Linked DNA regions of Homo sapiens: region 2 is linked to region 1. A link is a loop called in an ENCODE intact Hi-C map of the cell type or tissue named here. Cell type or tissue: psoas muscle. All regions are shown on one strand.

Region 1 (5,000 bases):
TCCTCAGAGACAGTTCTGTGCGAAGGATAGACCAAACCAAGCAAGCAGACAAATAAATCACAGTAATTGTATGAGGAGGAAAATCAGCAAGGAAACCAGCAGTCAGTGTGCGGAGAGCTGTTCCCCAGATGGAGTCAAGGAAGTCTTCCTGCAGAGGTGACGTGATTGAGACGGGAGTTGGGGAAGGTGCACTGGAAGCTGGGTGGGTCTCAGAGGGCAGCCTGGTGGTTTATTCGGCCTGGTTGTGTGTGCCAGGCACGGCCGAGGGCACTAAAGGAAGGGTGCCTCACTGCAGAGGAGGAGGAAGCTCCAGTGCCGGCAGGCTCCTGGGATGGAGTAAGGACATGTGGGTGTCGGGATGTGATTCTGGTGAAGCATTTGAGCCCTACCACTCCAAAACCTGAGTTCAAGAACTCACCCACTACATATGAGCAGTGTGGACTTGTGAAAATTAACCTCTCTTATCCTTGGCTTTCTTTTTGGTACAGTGGAGTTGATGAAAAGCATCAGCTTCAGAGGATTGGAGGAAAGGCACGTAGAGTGCTGATGACAGGGCCTGGCACACAGCAGGAGCTCAACCAATGCTCAGCGCTGAGAAGGGACTCACTGTGCTTAGCAATATTGCTGCGGGAAAGCCAGATTGTCCCTTCAGGATCCATCAATGCCGAGGGCAAGGAGAGAAAAGCATTTGGGATTTTCTTTTATGGGTCTCTTCTTTCAATTTCATTTTCATGTATCTCAATTTTTGTTGACTGTATTCACCACTACTTCTTGACTGTTTTTTATGTTCTAGGCACTTTTCACAAATATCTATTTAATCCTTAGTTCTCTATGAATTAAATAGCTATTTGTGAAATCCTATTGGTGGAATCCTCCCACCTTTGTGAGTGTGAATGTGTGTGTAACTTATGTATCATAGAGTTTAAGTAAACTGTTAAATATTACACAGCTATTGAGTGGTGTAGCTGGGGTTTGAACCAAAATCTACCTGGCTCCAAGTTCCTTCTCCTGACTGATATTAGTTTGTTGGGCATCACGAGGTGAGGGCATCTAAAAAGTCTTGTGTGTTTAGATCCTTCCTGGATTTCTCAGGGACTTGTTTCTGTTGACCAACAGGTGTTAGGAGGTAGAAGGAAATGCATGTAAAGTACCGGCCTGCAACTGTTGCTTCTGGCAGAAGAGCTGAGCTTCACCCATCTCTGCCATTAGATAAAGGATGTGGTTGCTATTGCCCAAGAGACTTCTTCTTGGAAATAATGCCGGAAAAAAAAAAAAAAAAAAAAAAGCAATTCCTTGCAAATCCAGCAGTCACTAAAAACACGGAGAACTAAGTTTTTAGGATGGTCAAAAGCCACCCACCTAGTCCATTTTATTTGTTTCCTGTTCATTTCTTTTATTTTCTTCTTCTATCTCCATAATCTTTATTTCCCCACGACAAGATTCTCATCTAACTCTCTATTTAACATACCAATGCTTCTTGAGGACGCCGTTATCTATTGTTTCTTACGGTGCACATTCATTAGCACTTGCCAGAGAGGGGCTGTGTACTGTCATTTCTGCGCCTGCCTTTGTTAGTTTTAGATTAATTCCTGCTGTGGTCATGTTCTTTGGGATAATTTTATCAAGATTTTCTTTCTCTTGCTTTATTACTTGCTTTCTTGGTTACTTTATTAAATTTTAAAATGTCTTATTAAGGTTACTTCTTTCATTGTGACAAAAGTATAACTTTTCCAACTTTGCTCTAAAAACTTGTAGAACAAACTCTTAATAGCCGCCCCCCTCCCCAGGGACATGGGGCAGGACTAGGGTGGGAGTGTGGTGGGGAAGAAGAGCTCTTACTTTTTAGTCTAAATGTTTCTTTATGGCTTCAATTATTTATAACCATCACAGACTATTTTAATGAATTGTTTTCAGTAATAAATAAGACTTGTAGATCTGATAATGTTATTTTTATAAACTTTTTTTTAATCAGGCCATGCTCTTCAAGATGCAGAGGTATAAGAAGTCCTTAGTGAAATAACTTTTAAGAACTGTGCATTAAAAAGATGGCTAATGGCAATCCCAGCACTTTGGGAGGCCGAGGTGGGTGGATCACGAGGTCAGGAGTTCAAGACCAGCCTGGCCAACATGGTGAGATCCTGTCTCTATTAAAAATGCAAAAATTAGCTGGGCATGGTGGTATGCACCTGTAATCCCAGCTACTCAGGAGGCTGAGGCAGGAGAATTGCTTAACCGGGACCCAGGAGGTGGAGGTTGCAGTGAGCCAAGATCACGCCACTGCACTTCAGCCTGGGCTACAGAGCGAGACTCTGTCAAAAAAAAAAGAAAAAAAAAAAAACAAGGAAAAGAAAAGAAACTAGTGTGAATATGAGAGCTTCATTGAATCCAGGGATATGGCTTAATAGAGATTTTTAAGGCCACTTGACCTAACTAGAGTTTGCAGCTCAAATAGAAGTTTTATTGGGTTCTGTTATTGGATTATCCAGTGGGGCAGAGGTAGAGCTGCCAGCTCCCAAATTAACACTGTAGATTGGCATCTACTGCAGGCAAATGACTTCCAACTTGGCCATCACTGAAAACCATATGGAAAGACAATTTACAAAGTCTCTGGAGGCTTTTTGGTGACTTAGTGATTGGCCTTTTGGAAATGGACAGAGCAAGGAGACAGAACAAACCTGAATATTTGGTGGCTGCAGCTCTTTTGGTCTTCACAATCCATTAAGTCCTCACCTGGGTAGGTGTCTACCTGTTACAGGTGGGCAGGTAAGCCTGCTCGCTGGCCATGGAGGCAGGACACCTCTGGATGGAAAATGAGCCTGTCTCGGAGAGCGACCCCTGGTGGATGGGGAGCTTTCCTGCACTTCACAAACATCACTAAAGGTGAATCCCATTCCCCTCCTCTGTCTACCTCCTTCTCTCTGGGCTCGTCTCTGTTTCCAGTCATCTAAATAGAAAGGAATCCTTAAAGATACAGTAGTCAAAACATTGTAAGCCCTCTCCTACCCCTCTGTCCACTCCCCACACTCACACATCAGATGTGGGTTTCTTAAATATAAATCTAGGATTAATGCATTCAAGCCTGGTTCCTTGGGGGAAAGCTGGAATAACCAGCAAATGTCAAAATGTTTTCTTTAAATATCTAAATGAGTGGAAAATAAAACAATATAATTTCCCCAGGAATTACCTGGCCACTGGTCTTTTCCATAGACATGATACATCCCCTTATTTCTCCCCAGGGTGAATCCAGTTGGGAGTATTTGACACTGCAGATCTCGGGTGCTCAGAGGGAGGCACCATTAGTTTAATAAGAGAAGGTCCTGAGTCTGAGGGTTCTAAAGGTGGCCCCCATAGACTCTAGGCAAACTGCTCAGCCACGGTCTCATGAATATCACATCTTTCTGTAGGTCTGGAAGAGACCTGGCAACACCTCCAGAAATGGCCTCCTTCTCTGGGTAGTACCAGTTAACCTCTAGAATCTAGTATAACTCGAAATTTTTATTGGAATTATCCAACCATTACCCTGCTCGCTGTATTAGCTCTGCCCTCGAGCGCTCTTGACTAAGTATCAGGGGAATGAAGAGCTTTGTCAATTGGAACCCAAGCCTCCTGATCTTAATTAGAGATGTGCCAAAGTACCTGAATTTAATGGGGGAGGTTGGCAGACAGTTCTCTCTCCACCCCTCTTGCATTTAATGACTTCATTACTGATTACTGTCCACAGCAATGCAGAAATTAAATATGCTCTGCAGAAAAGCAAAAAGGTTGAAATGCAGTTGCTTTTGCATAGCAAGTTCCACGCGAAGCTTTGCACTGTTTGCAAAACGGGGAGAGCCAAGATGTTAGCATGCCTCCCCCACACATACCCTGCCACAGCGCAGCTCAGCCCAGCAGTCTGGCCTCCCAGGCCCGGGAGGGGCCCATACGGAAGGTGGGGAGAATGAATTATTCATGTGCTCGCTCCCATCCACAGATAATTCAATATTCTGCTCTCAATAATCTTTGCCAGCGTTATCTGTATTCATTCTCTCGTTCTGTAAAGAAGGCTGCTAAGTAATTGTTAAATATCTTTCCTGCTCCCTGAATAAATTGGAGATACAGAAAAATAATAGGGATATGATTGCAACATATTCATTTGGTCATGTTTGCCCTGATTTAGTGGGGCACAGCAGACAGCTCCAGCATTCCAGAACTATTGCCATACACCGAGAAGGGTCAAAGTCACACTTTTTTCCAACGATTTTTCTCAGACACTCATGCTCCTTAAAGCTCCCTCATAACCCATCACCCTGTGGTGGGGACACCAATTCTTAGCGTCCAGGTATCTTTTCCACTGAAGAGACATTCACGTCAAAATTCTGACAGTTTTCTTCTTTTATTTAAGCTAAACATTTCCATTTGAGACAAGAACATTTTAACCATTACATCCACAGGCTTTGTATGGTGCATTTGCAGGTTCAGTATCTCCCAGGCCAAGCAACAGTTTGTGCATATAGTAAATACAGCTGGAGGAAACTGTGTTTATAACACTTAGTTAGAAGGAGTAAATAGCCCTGGGTACTGATAAGAAAGGTAAAATGTATCCAGAGCTGCTGCAGAAGACAGAGGCGGAGGAAATGATGGAAATGGTGACCCTGTTGGTAGGAAAATCACCTGGAAAACAAACAGTTGCTTTAGCCTTTACACACGCAGAAAACTTTCAAGGAGAATGACTTCGACCCAGGAGGATGGGCTTTGACCTTGTTCCTGAAGGATCCAAGCCCTGGCTAAGCTTGGGGTGGGGGACCGGCTCCAGGATGAGATGTCTGTCTGTGTCATTTTCCCTTTCTCTGTGAGCTTGTGAGCCAACCCGGAAGACACTGGGTGCTTTGGAAAAGAGCTCTCTGGGTTTGGGGGATCTGCTGGGGCTTACAGGTGGAGAATGGGGGGGACCAGCAGCGGGTTAGGGTGAAGATGGCCTCAGAGCGTGGCGGGCTTCTGACAGCCCCCTCCATCCACGTTGG
Region 2 (5,000 bases), 200 kb before region 1:
CAGACTTTTGAACACTAGACTTTCTGGTGGCACCTGTAGCACCCTTAAAAAGTGAATGCTGCTGCCCAAATTAAATCTGAGCAGACTGAACTGAACGTCCCAGCATAACCTCAACGTCTCTGGGGCCCCATCTGCCCTGCTCTTAGCATCCCACTAAGAGAAGCAGCAGACACTCAAAGCAATTGGAAAAATGACCTGAGTTCATCCAAACCCTTTAAGGAGAAACCTCTCTATGACTTTCCCTACGATTCTTTCACCCCGTATTTCTCCCCTCCCATGGTCTCACTCCAGAGCTTTTCCAGAGCCCTTTTCTTTCCCAGAGGCTCCTTGGAGCCAGCCCTCACGGCTCTGGCCTTGTTTTCTGCTCCACGTTTTAGCATGAGGCAGGCATGCTATACGGCAAACATGACATTTTCTTTAGTGGGTAGGGGAAGAGGAGGGCTGAACCTCTAGCGCCCGAATGCATTTGTCCCTGTCACACACAGTCATTGTCCAATTACCTTTTGGGAGGGAAAACCCAGTACTGATCACTCCGCCTACTCCAGTTTTTCCTGATCTGAATGATCTGCCTTAACAATGTGTTAACATTTTACCCAAGTTCACTCAGAATAAGAAAGTGCGTAGAGGTGCCCACTAGAGGGTGGGCGCACAGCAGTGGGCATCTCGGCTCTCTGCCCGTGGGGATCCTGCCAGGTTGTTCAGAGCAGCTCCTCAGTGTCACTCTCCTCCCCACCCTCCCTTTCCTTGGGGTCTAGCCGTTTCTAGCTCCAGTGTTGCCCCTCCCAAGCTGGATGTAACCTAGCTTCTGTCTTTTACCTGTTACCTCATTTGTGCAGTTAACATTTTATGCACGTCCCTTACAGTGTAGAAGGAAAACATAATTCTAATCTGACTCCATTCAGTGATGTTAAATACTGCATGTGAACATCCCCATCCAGAAGTTCATCCAATGTAGACTCATCAAAAAGCAGGAGTCCTAAATGTTTGCATTGTGCAAGCATCCTTAGCACATTGCTATATAGGTGTTTAAGAGTGTCTTAAGAGATATTTGGAAAATTGGTTGGGGATTGTTTTTGTTGGCCTGGGAATGTATTATTATTTTTTCCCAGTTCACATAAAGGGGTGAAGCCCTGATGTCTGGAAATTTGCTCTCCAAAGTGTTTCCAGGAATTGACAATATTTGGATAATGAGGGGTGTCTGTACTTTCCTTGACCTAAACTGCTGGTAGAGGGGGATATTTTTGTATGATTGGGCAAGGTCAAACACAGAATCAAATCAGGAAGAACAGGGTCTGACATGATGAATCCCTGCCTCGCCTTGCCATTGACAAGAGACAGAATAAATGCCCCCAAAGAACCCTGCACCATGAACGCTTGATGGCAATCCTGTCTCAGGGCTTTGCTGCTCGCTGTCAGGCAGCAGGTACACTACCCAGGGCCGTGGGGAAGGCGTCTTGCAGCCACACTGCAGCAGGAGGCTGGTCATATCTACGGGCTCCACCAAGCCAGGATGCAGAGCTCGGCCCGTCTCATGGCACAGGCTCGGGCTGCTCGGAGCTTATAATGAATTAGAGCCACAGCTGATTATTTTCAAGGCTGGCGCTCACGCTGGGTGCCTGAGAAGACGATGAATCTGCAGTGCCGAAGTGCTGCCTGGCCTCTCAGGAACCAGCTGCAGCTGGGATTCTCTGCAGCCTTCCCCGCAGCAAGCTGGGGTAGCCATGAGCCCTGCCTGTCCAACGTGGGGTCAGGCGGGCATGCCTGCTGTGTCTGGCAGCCTTGACACCCCCAGATTCTGCTGGAAGATGCTCGTGGCCTGAAAGCTCATTTTGTAGTCGCTCTACCCTGGGATGCAGCTTCTGCACTGGCAGGATTAACGCAAACAGAATCTGCTTGGCTCATTCCTCGCCGGGCCTCAACAGGCCTGCAACGCCACTGTCTGCCAGGGAGAGCCACTCGGTGATACTGTTAATTAAAACCATGACTCTGGGGGCAAGAAAAAATTTTAAAACGCTGAAGTCATCTTCCCTAATAGAAATCTTATTTTGAAGGTGCTCACGGAGGTCAGGCTGACCAGAAAAACCCACAAGCCATAAATAAGCTCAAATAGTTTTATTTAATTTACTTAACTCGGTGCCTGGAGTCCTCATGGGGAGAGGTGCCTGGCATCAACACAGGGTGGGGGTGGCCACCCTCATCTCTAGCCCCTGGGTCCCAGAGCTGAGAGGAGGGAGAGAACTGAACTTTCTTGGAAGAATGTGGAACTGCTGAGTAGATGCTTTGGAATTTGCTGACCCAGGCATCTGGGAGTACAGCCTGACCGGCCATCTCTGCGCCAAGCTATCTATAGTCCAATGGCTATTTTCAATTGGAAATTCATTTTAAAGTGGTGGCAGTGACGGGGGAGTGGCTGTATCTGTAATCCATTATTTCACACAGAGAATTCCCTTCTTTCATTTTTTTCTGGCCAAAGTTGCTGCTTTGAACGTGGGTGGGTCTTGGAGCCCAAGACTGAGCTGGCTGCTTGGAGAAAAATTGGAGGGATTTGAAAAGGCCCGAGGGAGGGTGTCCTCTGAGTTGGGGGTGGCAGAAAACATCTTAAATGTGCAGGCCCAAGCCTTCTGCAGTGAAGGGAATAGGACTCTGGCTTCGGCAGACCTAACTCAGTCTCTGGGTTCTTGGGCTAATTTGTGAAATTACCTCTCCCCTCAGGACTGGGAGAGAACGGCCTTAAATAAGTGCAATTTAATTCCCTTGATTGTGGTCCTCTTTAATGAAAAACCAAAATTTATTCTCTCTCCTGCTAGTTTCCCATTGAAAGTCACAAGAAATGAGGCTGGGGTGGAGGGCCTGGAGTTGCTATGGAAGCATGATGCCTAGAACCCACTATGGGATGGATGGTCATTGGTGTCACGGACTGTGGTGTAGACATTGTCTCCTGTGCCAGGATGTGGCCTGGTCCTGCACCCCTTTGCCTTTGAAGCTGTGCCTGCCTGTGATCTGGGAGTGGCACGAACCCACAGAACCCAGCCCACCCTGCAGGAAGTGGGAGAGCTCCCCGGGTACTCTGGTGCTGAGGAAGCACAGCTTAAAGAGGAAATTTCCTTGAAATCCACACAGACCTCCTTCCAGAATGTTCTGGAAGGAAGCACAACTTCAAGAGGAAATTTCCCTGAAATGCACACAGACCTCCTTCCAGAATATTCTGGAAGGAAGCACAACTTAAAGAGGAAATTTCCCTGAAATGCACACAGACCTCTTTCCAGAATGTTCTGGAAGGAAGCACAAGTTAAAGAGGAAATTTCCCTGAAATGCACACAGATCTTCTTCCAGAATGTTCTCTAAATCCTCCTCCAATTCAACTGTCATCACCACAGAACCCACACCCTATGATAAATGGCCAGAGCCCTTACTGTCTTTGTTTTACTCCAGGCGTCTCAGGCCACTAACAAGGAGGTGGAGGTCTCAAGGCTATTGTCAACTGATTCTGCTGGAGGCCAGACCAAAATGGCTTTCTTCCGTGACAGCGTCAGTCCAGTTACAAATCTCCCGGTTCCATGATAAAGGATTTGGCTGGGCTATGGCCCTGGTTTCTTGGAGGAAACCTCTAAATCCTTGAAACTTCCCGAGTGATAGGAGAATCTATGTTATTCATGGTGGGCCTTTCCAACCATACCTGAGTTTATGCTTATGAAATTACCAGGATGGAAGCTGACCACACCAGAAAGGTCAGCCAGGTAATTGGAGGCTTGGGGCTTTGACCAACATGACGTCAGTCCTTCAGTGAGTGGAGGAGGGCTGGAGATTGAGTTTAATTGCATGGCCAGTGAGTTAATCAATCATGCCTATGTAACGAAACTCCAATAAAAATTCTGGACATGGGCTCAGGTGAGCTCCCAATTAGTGAACACATCAAGGTGCCTACAGGTGATATGTCCTGATCCACAGGGTGATGCCATGGAACCTTCCAGGCCTGGCCCTATGCATCTCTTCACTGGGCTGGGCTGTATTTCCACCATTTGATAATAACACTGTAATCTTATCACTGCAGCAGTTTCCTGAGTTCTGCCAGTCGTTCTGGCAAATTATGAAACCTGAGGGGGTTGTGGGAAATGCCAAATTTTTGGCCAGTTGGTCAGAAGTGCCAGTTCTGGGGAGCCTGGAGCTCCTAGCTGGAAATTCTTGTGGACAGTGTACCTGGCCTCTGATGTCTGAGCCAGTTCTGGGTGTTGTGTGTTGGGATGGCACTGCAGTCCCTAAAGCAAGTTCTGGGGAATGGTAGGAAAGCATCCCTGCATCTATATTTCCATTTGGTCCCGGTCTAAAGCAGCTGGTCCTCAGAATTGTCTAGGGGGCTTTTAGAAAGAAGAGCCTTCTGGAACCCTTCCTGAACGATTCTGATCCCATAGTCCCGCAATGGGCCCTGGAGTCTGTATTTTTGAAAAGCTTTCCTAAGTAGTACTGAGGCAGAATCATATTTGAGACTAACTTTCCAGTGCAGCCAGGCATACCTCCCAAAAAGAGAAAATCTGTTTGAAAGAAGGGAAAATGCAGAAAACTGGGGAGGCCATTCCCCAGTGTTCTAACAAGTCAGGGAACAAAGGGACGGCAGATAGAAAGTTCCATGCCGGGAGGTCAGTGCTGCAGCCTGCGTCCTTACGCTGAGGTCAGTCTACGAAAAGGCATATTTGGTGACCCTGCATCCCTTTCTGGGTGTTAAGCTCTGGAGACACTTGCGAGGCCTTCTTCCTTCTCCATATGTCCCCCCTTGGACCTTTCAGATGTCCTTATGGTCCTGACATCAGTATCCTATGATGGGATGCACATGCTCGACCTCGGGGACCAGCTGGAAGCCCTAGCTGCTGCTGGCAGGGGCCAGGACCCTCAGCACTGAGGGTCTGGGTAGATGGAACTGCACACCTTGCATCTGGGGCGAGGAAGCATGTCCTAAGAACTGAGTGGCGCACGAGGAATTCACGTGACAGTTTCTCAAGCTGGTG

The links. Peaks named below come from ENCODE experiments on the same cell type or tissue, not always from the same donor. Only the 100,000 strongest peaks of a DNase experiment are listed, where the experiment ranks them.
Region 2: a loop joins it to region 1, with 9 times the contacts of the local background. A loop is called at or near these places in 46 of 110 quality-filtered maps.

What each region holds. Positions count from the first base shown.
Region 1 is chr20:60,260,357-60,265,356 of GRCh38, forward strand. The region is part of intron 3 of MIR646HG (MIR646 host gene); the gene reads left to right. The region is part of intron 1 of LOC105372698 (a long non-coding RNA gene); the gene reads left to right. Among named protein-coding and RNA genes, the nearest start is that of MIR646, 46 kb to the right of the region's middle. In psoas muscle, a CTCF peak has its summit at 2,838 (motif pointing left); no DNase peak of the experiment used is centred here; H3K27me3 peaks cover 322 bases.
Region 2 is chr20:60,060,984-60,065,983 of GRCh38, forward strand. The region is part of intron 2 of LINC02910 (long intergenic non-protein coding RNA 2910); the gene reads left to right. Among named protein-coding and RNA genes, the nearest start is that of LINC02910, 7.6 kb to the left of the region's middle. In psoas muscle, no CTCF peak of the experiment used is centred here; DNase peaks (open chromatin) are centred at 1,670, 1,918 and 2,198; H3K4me3 peaks cover 989 bases; H3K27ac peaks cover 2,556 bases.